Linked DNA regions of Mus musculus: region 1 is linked to region 2. Evidence: chromatin contacts called from ENCODE Hi-C or POLR2A ChIA-PET data. All regions are on one chromosome and are shown on one strand. Each heading gives the region's core, a stretch centred on a gene start or an enhancer-like site at or near the end of the contact. The rest is flanking DNA. Distances are from core to core; before and after follow the strand shown.

Region 1 (5,668 bases), core at 2,481-4,980, 340 kb before region 2:
AGGTGAGTGGATTCCTGGTGCTAGGGCTGTGACCCATCAGCCCTAAAGGTTCTTGTGTCATGGAATTCTACTCTGGGACCATTATCTCAGCTGCTACAGAAGGAACATGGAAGGAATAATGGCTTCCTTTATTATGCATTTTAAGACATTTTATTATTTTAACTGTGTGTGTGTGTCGCTATTGAGGAGTCCAGAGGCATCAGATTCCCTGGAGCTAGAATTATAGGTGACTGTAAGCCCCGCCCCCACCCCCACCCCCAACACACACACACACACACACACACACACACACACACACACACACACACACACACAATGTAGGTGCTGGGAACTGAACTCAGGTCTTCTGCAGGAACAGTAAGTATTCTTAACTGTCATTGTAGTGGGAACGTACTGGTATCTCATTGTGATCTTAATTTGTGTTTCCAATAACACTAGTGATGTTGAGGGCATTTCTATGTGCTTATTGGCCAGTCATGTGTCCTTTTCAATAAGCATCTATCCCAGGACTTTATCTATTGTTTTTTAATTAGAGTGGCTGGCTCATTGTTGTTGTTTTAAAAAAAAAAAAAACCAACGTATTCGGCATACCAGTCAATCAAATATAGCTGCCCTCTGTATCTGTGGGTTCTATATCTGTGGATCAAACCAGCCATGGACTGGAAATACTCCAGGGAAACACTGCATGTATAATCACATCTAGACATTTTTCTTGTTGTCATTCCTTAAGCAAAACAACTATGTACATAGCATGCATAGCATATTGTAATCATTTATATGTTTCTTCCTGACTTGTCTGCCTACTCTTTTGGTGGTGTCTTTTGCAAAGCTAGTATACTTCGTTTTAACAAGGTCCAATTTATTTATTTATTTATTTATTTATTTATTTATTTATTTTAGTGTTGGACCTAAAAGACCTTCCTCACCTAATCCATGACCACAAAACTTTATCTCACCTTCTTTTAGAAGTTTTTGGTCTGTTATTCAACTGGCACCAATTGGGTATTGGAGATGGGATATCACCAGGTAGGCACAGGACATGTCTTTGCATGTGGGCATCCAGTTGCCGCAGCAGCATCCTTTACTTTTGAACTGCTCTCGCACCCTTTTCAAAAATTGACTTTCTTATATTTGTGGATCTGTTTCCGATCTCTGGATTTTCTACACTATTCATTTGACTTCACTGCACCAACCCCATGTGCTTTGATTATTTCAGCTTTAAGATAAATCCTTGATATCAGGTATTGTTAGTCTTAAAATTTACAAAGTTATTGGGAGGTAGGTAGTGGTGTCTCCAGTCTTCACTCTCAGCACTCGGGAGGCAGAGAGAGGAGGATCTCTGAGTTCGAGGCCAGCCTGGACTACAAAATGAGCTCCAGGACAGCCAGGGCTACACAGAAAAACTCTGTCTCAGAAACACACACACACACACACACACACACACATGAGCTAATCCATTCTTGTATTTGCCTATCAACTTTAGAATGTTAATTCCAACAACATTCAGCAAGAATTTTGACTGGCACTTTGACCTGTGAAATAAGAAATGTCAAGTCTGAATTTACTGAGGTATGTCTTCATTTCTTCTCATTAATGTTTTTATTGCATGCATTTTCCTTTTAGCCATGTTTAACCCTCAGTATTTCATACTTTTATGCTATTGAGTATGGCATTAAAACTTTCAGTCCCTCACCTGCAAGGCTAAGGTGGGAGGATCAAGGATTGAAAACCAGGGGAACTACAGAGTAAGTCCAAACTGGCCTTAGCTACGCAATGGGACCCTTCCTCAAACAAACCAGATTTTAATTTCTTATCACTCATAGCTAGGAGACAAAGGAATTACGGCCCTTGAAGCCTTGGTTGACCTGTGACTTCCCACAGAAACTAGGCCAACCCCCCAAATCCCCAGTAAACCTTTGCTTCGCCTCCTGAACACCGAGTTTACGGGTGGACATGGCCACACTCAGCCTACACTGGATCCTACACTGATCTTGTATCAAACTTCTATTTTGTCTGGTGTCTCAGATGGAAAGGTAAGTCCAAATTGTGTTGACTGGAAGCAGAAATATCATATATTTTTAAAAAATCTTAATTAAAATTTGGATACCTTCCCCAATATGACTTTGCTTTGCACCAAATTACCTTTTAATTAAGACCTCTTACTATCATTATCACCACTGTTTTGTTATTATTATTGTTGTTTTTTTTATTATTATTCCTTCATGTTTCACTATGTAGCTCTGGCTGTCCTGGAACTCACTACTTAGACCAGGTTGGCCTAGAACTCACAGAAAGCCACTTGCCTGTTTCCCAAGTCCTTGGGATTAAAGGTATGCATCACAATTGTTGAACATTGCAAAGGGCTGTAACCCCTCATTTATGTTAACTGCCTCCTGCAGCCAGAAAAGATGGCAGGAACTCTCTAAGTAGGACAGCATAGGGATCCACTTTCCTGTCTTACTTCTTTCTTCCCTTACAATGATTCATTCCTAAAGGGTGTTGTTTTCTTTTATCTCTCAATTCTGGTACACATGAAAATCATCAGAGAACTATATTCTAAAAGCATAGATTCCTAGTTCATACTCCCTACACCACAGTGAATCCCAATCCAGGAAATCTGATGTGTTTATTTAAGTCATTAGACAGAAGAGTCTTTGGGTCACTCAAATCCAAGCACTTAGGAAATTCTTAAATTGCTAAGCTCTCCTCCCCAGTATTTGAATTCTTTCCTCAGTTCTTGGGCTCTCTCCCTTGTAAAACATACCATTAAAAAGCAGCACACCAATATCACCACACCTGAGGTGCTGGACAGGAGAATTCCTGGAGCTCAATGGTCAGCCAGTCTAGCCAATCTGATGAGCTCCAAGTTCAGTGAGAAACCCTTGCTCAAATTAAAAAAAAAAAAATGTTGGGGGTGATTAAGGCATGCAGACAACTGAGACTGTTCTCCACAGGCATGCACACATGGGCACATGTGAACACACCAAACGTTATTTTCTAGTGTTCTAGAAATGCCACATTTGCTTTTCTTTCTAGAGGAAGCTTGCAGTCAACCAACCTCCCAAGAGAGGCCCCATAACGCTGATCTCCTCAACCCTGGCCACGATTAATTGGATCACAGACCCAGCCAAAGCCAGTTGTGAGCTCAGGCAAGCATGCTAAGCTGTACAGCAGTGCCGAGTGGTACAGCAGTAAGTGTGCCAGGTGGTCCCTGGATTCATTGTGGGAATCTGAAATAGCTAAATCCCAAGAGACTGAGACCAGTTTGATGGGAACAGCCCTCTGGTGGGCACAGCATGACAAATGTGCCAAAGGCTGCCCTTTTGTGAAGTGAAGAGGGGCAATTTCACTGAAGAACTGAAGAAAAAAAACAGGAGGGTCCCCAGGGGACCATGTTCCTTGACATGAGAACCTTGGACACACACCCTTGCCCTCCGGAAATGGCTGCTGGAAGATCCCAGTATCAAGAAGTCAAGGAGAGTACCCATTTCTCTAAGAGCAAAGGAATGGAGGAGTCTTTAGCCAGATTCTACAGAGCAGAGCTGGGCTTTCTTTGCCTGCAAAGGGCCAGAGAGGTTTGTGTGCCATACTGTCCCTGTCACAATTCTTAAAGCTGCCCTGGTATAGAAACAGCTATGGGCAGAACACGGTGAAGCCAACACTTCCAACACTCAGCAGAGCCTGGCAGACAGCTCTGTGTGCCACAATCAGGGGTGTGCATTAGATTCTATTTACAAAAAGATGTCAGTGCATTATAAAGGAGAAGCAAAAGCATCCAGTGGCGCCCCAAAGTTATAATCTCTGATGTATCGCAGTCCTGTGACGCTACAGAGGTGTTCTTATTTCTTGTGAAACGTCAGACTGCAAGCTTCACAGGAGACAGCCATGATCACATCCCATTCATAGCTCCCCCATCCGAATGTTATCTTGTAATATGAAATTGCCATTTTAAAATTGTACCCTGGTATTCTAAATACAGGGTTGATGAAGATCTGCTGGTAAAGAACTAGTTTCACTACCAACCTCAAGGAGGACATCCCTCATTCACAAGAGAGATAAAAACCTGGATTATACCCCAATGTGGGCCTGAGAACGTCATCTTCCTGTGTGACAAGAACACCCACCACACTGTGATGAGAGGTTTGAAAATAATTCCAATTTACATAAAGCGATTATACAACATCAGAGAGGGGGAGGGGGAGAGAGAGAGAGAGAGAGAGAGAGAGAGAGCTCTTTAAACTCATGTCTGCCTGTTCAAGTCTACAGTTCAGTTCATATCATACCCACCAATGTGGCGAGAGCACAGCGTATTTTTGGTTATTCCGTAGAAAACCAAGGGTAGTAACTGACAGAGTCAAGTCCTAGAGTGGGAAATCACTCCTTTTAGAAATTACGTTGAGGGGCTGGTGAAATGGCTCGGCTTTTGAAGACTAGGCTTACAACCCAAACATTAAGAAACCATCTTGACTCATTGATGGAGAGATGCTCATTCTGTAATGTGCTCACCATGGAAGCACGAGTTAGAGCCCAGAACCCTTTAAGAAATGCTGGGCAGGATAGCAGGGACAAGTCGATCCCTGGGGTCCGCTGATCAGCTGCTCTATTCCAACTGGTGAGCACCAGGCTATTGAGAGACTCTGCTCCCCCTCGACCCAAAAGGTAGGCAGAGCATGGAGAAAAACATTGGAGGCCGTCCTCTGGCCTCACACATGTACAAAAGCATCAAAGATCATATCACAACCATACAGAAATCTATAAACATGGAGATGCAGTCACTGTGTATTTCTAAGTAGAAATACATCTGAGTGATGATATGATGGTGCACACCTTTAATCCCGGCACTTGGGAGGCAGAGGAAGGAGGATTTCTGTGAGTTTGGGACCACCCTGGTCTACAAAGCAAGTTCCAGGACAGCCATGTCTCAAAATTAAAGAAAGAAGACGCTGAGATAATCTTTAAAGATTCAACAGAGAAGTCTCGATGAGCGGCGGCGGCACGCACAACGTGGACACAGGACACGCAGTGGGATGCATAGCATGCTTCAATCTACTTCCAAACTGATATACATTAATAACCAAGAGCCCTACCACAAAGCCATATAATGACATCTGCTCTTATAACAGCAGACAAACTGGCAAGAAGGAGCCAGACATAAATAACTGAAGAGAAGTAAGGAGATTGTGGTCCAGCAGGCGGGGAAGGAAACAGTGGAGGTCAGCGTGCTGGGAAGCACCTCACCCTGATGTCCTCTGGCGCTCAAGATCACCTCCCAGTAGCATCTTCGTGTCAATCACACATTGATAAACACTGGTAATGGGACTGCTTGAGAGAAATGGTTCTCTGAGGAATTCATCTGGCTTTTAAGTGTAGCTCCATTACAGGATTACATGGCGCCACCAAGTCCAATACCCAAGAAGAGAGAACAGAAAATGGGACCCAAGTTGCTCGGGCAAAATGACAAAGGAGACGGTTCTGATTCTGTGGCAGCAGATAATATTTCCTCCTTCCCAAGAGCTATGGTGCATTTTTAAAAAGCAAACGGAATAAAGATGTGGGCGGGAAGTTCTTCCGTGGGATAAGCAGATGGGGAGGAAGAAAATCGAAAGCAGGTGAACTGCCAGAGAAAAACGGCAGTCCCGGAGAAAAACATCAAAATGCGAGCATTCAT
Region 2 (5,343 bases), core at 2,494-4,993:
CCAGATAGGCCCACTGGAAAAACCACCTCTGACTTTGTTCCTAGACAATGTGGGTAGTGGTTTTAAAGAACTTGAAGCTGAATTGGATGGCCTTCCCTTCTAGGAGTGCAAGGACATCTGGTGTGCCCAGAGATATGTGTTTGTGTGGTATCCCCACCTCTTTTCCCCCCCGGCTAGCCCAACAGGCACTTTCCCTGTCACACCTGGGAGAAGAGTCTGACAAGGAAGGCAGGCACTGTGCAGGACCAGGTGAGCAGTCAGATCTGTGACCCAAGGGCATTAGAGTGCAACCTGAAAGGCACAGGACCTAGGGGATTACTGAGGTGAGCGTTCATGCCAAGTCTGGTGCTAGGACTTGATCCTGTTGCTGGGGGGCCTTGAAGTAGGTCGCTCACTGTTGATTCTGATAAGTTGCCTGGCTTGTACCTTAATACCCAGCACTCAAGAGGCAAAGGCATGAGTTTAAGGCTAGTCTAGTCTGCATAGTTTCAGGACAGCCAGGGCTGTGTAAAGAGATCTGTCTCAAAATAAAATAAAAAGGAAAACAAAATTTGAGATGTCTGCTGGGCCACAAGCAAGTTAACACATGTACTTTCTGTGCCCCACTGTGCATGTGTCTGCGTTCACTGGTCTAGCAAGACTGAAATAAGAGTGTTCATGTCAGGCATGCATGTTCTAGACCTAGCTGTTGTCTGCCCCTTTGTCTTCTTTGTCCTTGCCCTCTCCCCTGATGACCAGATGTCCTCTCTCCATGTCCTCCATTCCTCAAATGTCCCCCACTTGAGGCTCTCAGAAGTCAACCCAGATCAGACCAAACTGGACTGGGCTAGGTGGATCTGGCCGAATGGTCTGTGGACTAGATCCGAGTGACTTCAGCTAAGTGGCCGGTACTAACTATGCTAGGACTGCAACGTTTTCCTTCCATGGGTGGAGGCGGCTCTTACTGCCTGGTAAAAACAGAACTGTTGGGATAACTTGAGAAAGGAAAACAGCCACGGCAGGCAGCAGGCCAGGATCCGAGCTGTGTGGAAAGAATGCCATTTTATGGGAAACATTTTGTTTTACCCTTAAAGAAATCATCTCAGGCACTAAATGATGGGCATAGTCTGATGGAGCTTGAAATATTAGCTGAGAGTTTGAGCCAGAAAAGCAGTGCAGTGAAGTCTGAGCTGTGAAGAAGCAAATGGAACAAGCTGAGTGACTTTGCCACCTCACCCTGTGAGTGACTGGAGTGCTTTCCTAACTGCCCTGGCCTCATGTCCTGTCTCTCTCTGGCCATTCCTGTTATCAGGAAGCCATCTTTAAGGACTTTATGTACCCATCTGAAGGACCATCATTCTTCATTCTCCCTTTTACATCTCCACAGGATGTCCCTTGACATCCCTTTCCATGTTGTCCTAGCTTCCTATCTCTGCCACGGCTGTAACCAGATTACCTCAAGCCCGTGTCCTCTCTCCTGCTCCTGAATTGTTTCCCACCCACTCTGATGTTCTTCCTTTCTCTGTTATTTCAAATGCTTGTTATTTAGTCTGAGTAAATTTGGCTACAAAAAAACGAGAATGTGCATAGCACACAGACTACAGTCCTGGGCTAGCTCTGTGGGGCTGGCTAGAGCTGTGATTCCAACAGTGAAAAGAGTGTGTGTGTATGTGTGTGTGTGTATGTGTGTATGTGTGTATGTGTGTGCGCGCGCGCACGCGTGTTAACTGTAATAGCTTTTGCTACATGATCTATTATTGACTTTGGAAGAACACATTAACTTTTAAACATAAATTGTGTATCACTATTATACAGTAAGAATTAATATTTTAAGGTATGTACATGAAAATAGAGTTTAGATAACTTCATTATTCTAAGAACTAAAATATATAACACAATAGCACCTTATGCAATGGTATATTTTAAAGACAATGCACTTGGAGTTTAAAGAAAACTCTCTATTGTAAGATTCAAAAGACTCCGACTTCTTGATTACTGCACATTTAATAACTTAGAGAAAACCCCCTTTGCCATTTCCATTTTAGCCTTTGTGTGCATGCTGAGATCAGAAGTATTCATAGGCTGGCTTTCCAGCCACTGGGGTGACTCACAAGCCATCCTCTGTGTCTGGTGTATCTGAAGCAAAGGTCCAGAGGGTGGTGAACCAGCCTTTGTGAGTCATAGTGTCACCGAGAGCCGACACTGTTGACTTCTGTCACAATTTGGAGCTTACAATTTTCTTAAACTCATAGTGATGTGTCCAGGTTAAATATAAAGACTGAACAGGGGAGTGAGGCACATGGCCCGAGCTGTTCATGGCCCATAGCGGCAAGTAGTCAGCTCTGTCTCTTCTCCTTCTGATAAAATGCTAAAGTTTGGAGCAATTTAATCTGTTTTTACAACACCTTTCTTATTACACACTTGACTTGGAGCCACAAAAGCAGTGGTGATCTCTGTTGGGGTGAGAATGCACCGTGACTTTTAAGTCTGTGAATTCAGGGAGGTCTACATTCTGTTTACGCCTTTGAGACGCAGTGTGCACTTGCTACACTTCTGCCGTGTGTGTGTGTGTGTGTGTGTGTGTGTGTGTGTGTGTGTGTGTGTGTGAGAGAGAGAGAGAGAGAGAGAGAGAGAGAGAGAGAGAGAAAGGGAGAGAGAGAAAGCGAGCGAGCGCGAGCGCACCCAGAATGTTAAAGGTAGGTGATTTAGGCTTGAAATAGTTTGTCACAGTGTTTGTCTTTTGTGACATAAGTCTTTTATATTCTGTTGTAATTCTGGAAACCAGTATTTAAGATTTTTGTTTTGTTTTAAAGTTACTTAACTCTTTACTGGACTCACAGCAGCCAGTGGCGGCTGATAGACTTCAATCACTTGTAGCCCTGGATGCACAAGCCAGTAGTAAAAGCAACCCTTGAGAGCTGGGAGCATGCAGCCAAGTGCCCACAGTTACTGGTAGCCACTCCCTGCACCCAGCAACCTGGTGGGTATGGGTGGCTGCCCTTATACCTGAGGCAAGGCTCCCCTGGAGTTTCCTAGGCATGGTGCCCTTGCCTCTTTTAAGAGTACTGTTGCTTTGTGAGAATCCATAACTAGTCCACACTTGCCGAGCTATGGTCTCATACAATAGCTTCATTGATTCTTGATTTCCATAGAAAAGCTTTATGGGTTCTAATGAATTACCAGCCGCCCTTCACCTCCTCAGAGAGTGTCTTTGTGTCCTGGGCCTTGCCTTTGGAAAAGGACTTATGTGAGTGATGGGTGCAGAGTAATTAATGAAAGTTGTTATGAAGCAACCAAGCCGGGGAGGGTTGTGTGTGTGTGTGTCTGTGTGTCTGTATGCAGTTTACTGTATTGCTTAGATGCTTAAGTAATCCTGTGTACCTGGGCCTTGTTTCTATACCTCTTCCTACCCTTGTATTTATAATAAATCTTTAACAAATACAATATTGAACATTCTATATCCAAATCTCATGTCAGATCAAATCATGCAAGATCTTGACATTTTTGCTCTCTTTAAGCTGGACCAAGAGAAAATTGCTATATTTTGTAGCCTCAGGAAGACAGTCTGGTTTGTGTAATGTTATACCATTAAATTTTCATCTGTTCCCTAGACTGATTCTTTTTAAGAGTCTACAACTTAAAACCAGAAGAGATTCTGACATCTCTGTGTGTTCTGAAATCCCTGCCAGCTTTAAACTGGTCTAACAGGAAAAATTAAGACCATGACCGGCTGCCCTCAGCACTTACTCCTAACAACAGTCACCCGCTCGTCCCCACGCACCTCCTCACAGCCTCTCTGAGTGGAACCATTAATGCACCCATAGCTGACACTTGCCGAGTGTCAAGCCCAGTTCTGAGTGATTTATGTGCAGCAGCTGACGTGAATGTCCCACTGAAGCCCGCCACAACCCACACAAAGACAGTGCAGACTGCATCGGACACTCTGTGTACGTTGGTGCAATATTAGCTAGTCAAGTAACTGCTACAAAAATAATGCTTTGGGCAGTATCCTAAAATTCTTAGTCCTCAACCACCAGCACAAAGCGCACATTTCTAAATTGAGACAATCTCAACCAGCATGTATTTTGAAAACACTTGAAAGTATGCTGATAATTACACTTGTGTTGATTTCAGTGTGTTTGATGCCAGCCACCACCAATTCTTTCCTGCATCGAAAGATGAAAGCTATTTTCATATAAAACATAAGAGTGGAAAAGGGAGGTGGGAGAAGAACATTCTTGTGGCTTTTTAGTTACTTTTATAGGCAGCGTTAATTTCATTCCTGTGACAGAATGCTTTCCTTGGCACTCACTCTCATCTTAGGCATTTTAATGAGCTGCTGTTTTGTGCCTGTGCTCATATGGCACTAATAAGATGTGTTATTTTTAGTAGCACCTACTGGTGTCACCTTGGGTTAGGACCTGTCATTGTTTCCATTAATTATGTGTTACAGCAGGCGGACACTTGAGTGTATTCAGCCTAGACGTCAGCCAATGTGTATCTGATATATATTCAACCTTGAGAGCCCCGCACTTGGAGAAGACCACATGTGGCCTCACAAGTATTTGTGGCATTGATTAGATGATGAAGCTCACAGTGGTATTTACGTTTGCAATCCTCCATGATGCTGCAATTAACCAAAAAAAAAAAAAAAAGCCAAAACAAAACCTTTTATCATTTTGTTTAAGCTTGCTATTTATTTTGTTCTTTACTGGTTTTCCATGAAGATTCCCTGGCTTTCCTGGAGACAGTCTCTTTAGTGTCTTCTAGAAGGAGGGCTTAGAGGTGGGAGAACCTGAGGCTGAGCCTGATGCTGGCCCCTGGGTTTGCTTTCCTCTGAGAACCCCTTTACCCCACAGGCCGCAGGCAGGCAGGTTTGTGAAAGTCCTACCTCAGTTTCACTTTCATATGAACTAGTGAGTTGGTCCTGTCTTTTGGGGGGGATTTGGGGAAACGTCTGATTTGGCTCTCCAGGGTATTTTTTATAAACACCCTCCTTTCTTTCGTATCGATTGTGTGATATGAGCAGGAAGGAAATTAGACACCGTTTCTGTTCCTTCACCCTTTATCATGTGACTTGAAATGTCCTTTTACTTCCAAGTAAATACGTCTGAACAGGGAACAAGCCGACTGTTTTTCCTGTAATTCACGTGCGGGCATTGTCAGCAGGAGCAGTGGTGTATACTGTCCTTCTAGGGAGTACATATGACCTCAGGACACTGGCACACTCCAGCCCTTCAAGGTCGCTCTCAGGTGTTAGCTCTTCCTTTCCATATTTGGAAGCTCGTTCTGTTGTCTGCTTCTCGGAAGGGTTATGGTGACAGTACTGAATCATGGCTGTGTGGTTGTAAGTTTGTCCTTAAA

The links. Hi-C counts contacts between places; a loop is a spot of excess contacts on that map. ChIA-PET counts read pairs that join two places held with the same protein, here RNA polymerase II (POLR2A).
Region 1: a loop to region 2 is called in a map of left cerebral cortex, with 2.4 times the contacts of the local background. The contact joins two enhancer-like sites. A Hi-C loop is called at or near these places in 1 of 37 maps with a recorded cell type or tissue (left cerebral cortex). POLR2A ChIA-PET finds 5 or more read pairs at or near these places in 1 of 5 experiments (Patski).

The regions. Positions count from the first base shown.
Region 1 is chr13:62,902,124-62,907,791 of GRCm38, forward strand. No RefSeq gene overlaps it. Among named protein-coding and RNA genes, the nearest start is that of Gm40981, 13 kb to the right of the region's middle. Within about 2 kb of position 3,731, at least 1 of the 3 ENCODE cell types and tissues checked has a DNase peak (open chromatin) inside an H3K27ac peak, as active enhancers do; it is left cerebral cortex, where a contact is called at or near this core.
Region 2 is chr13:63,241,633-63,246,975 of GRCm38, forward strand. The region is part of intron 13 of Aopep (aminopeptidase O); the gene reads left to right. Among named protein-coding and RNA genes, the nearest start is that of Gm16907, 53 kb to the right of the region's middle. Within about 2 kb of position 3,744, at least 2 of the 3 ENCODE cell types and tissues checked have a DNase peak (open chromatin) inside an H3K27ac peak, as active enhancers do; they include left cerebral cortex, where a contact is called at or near this core.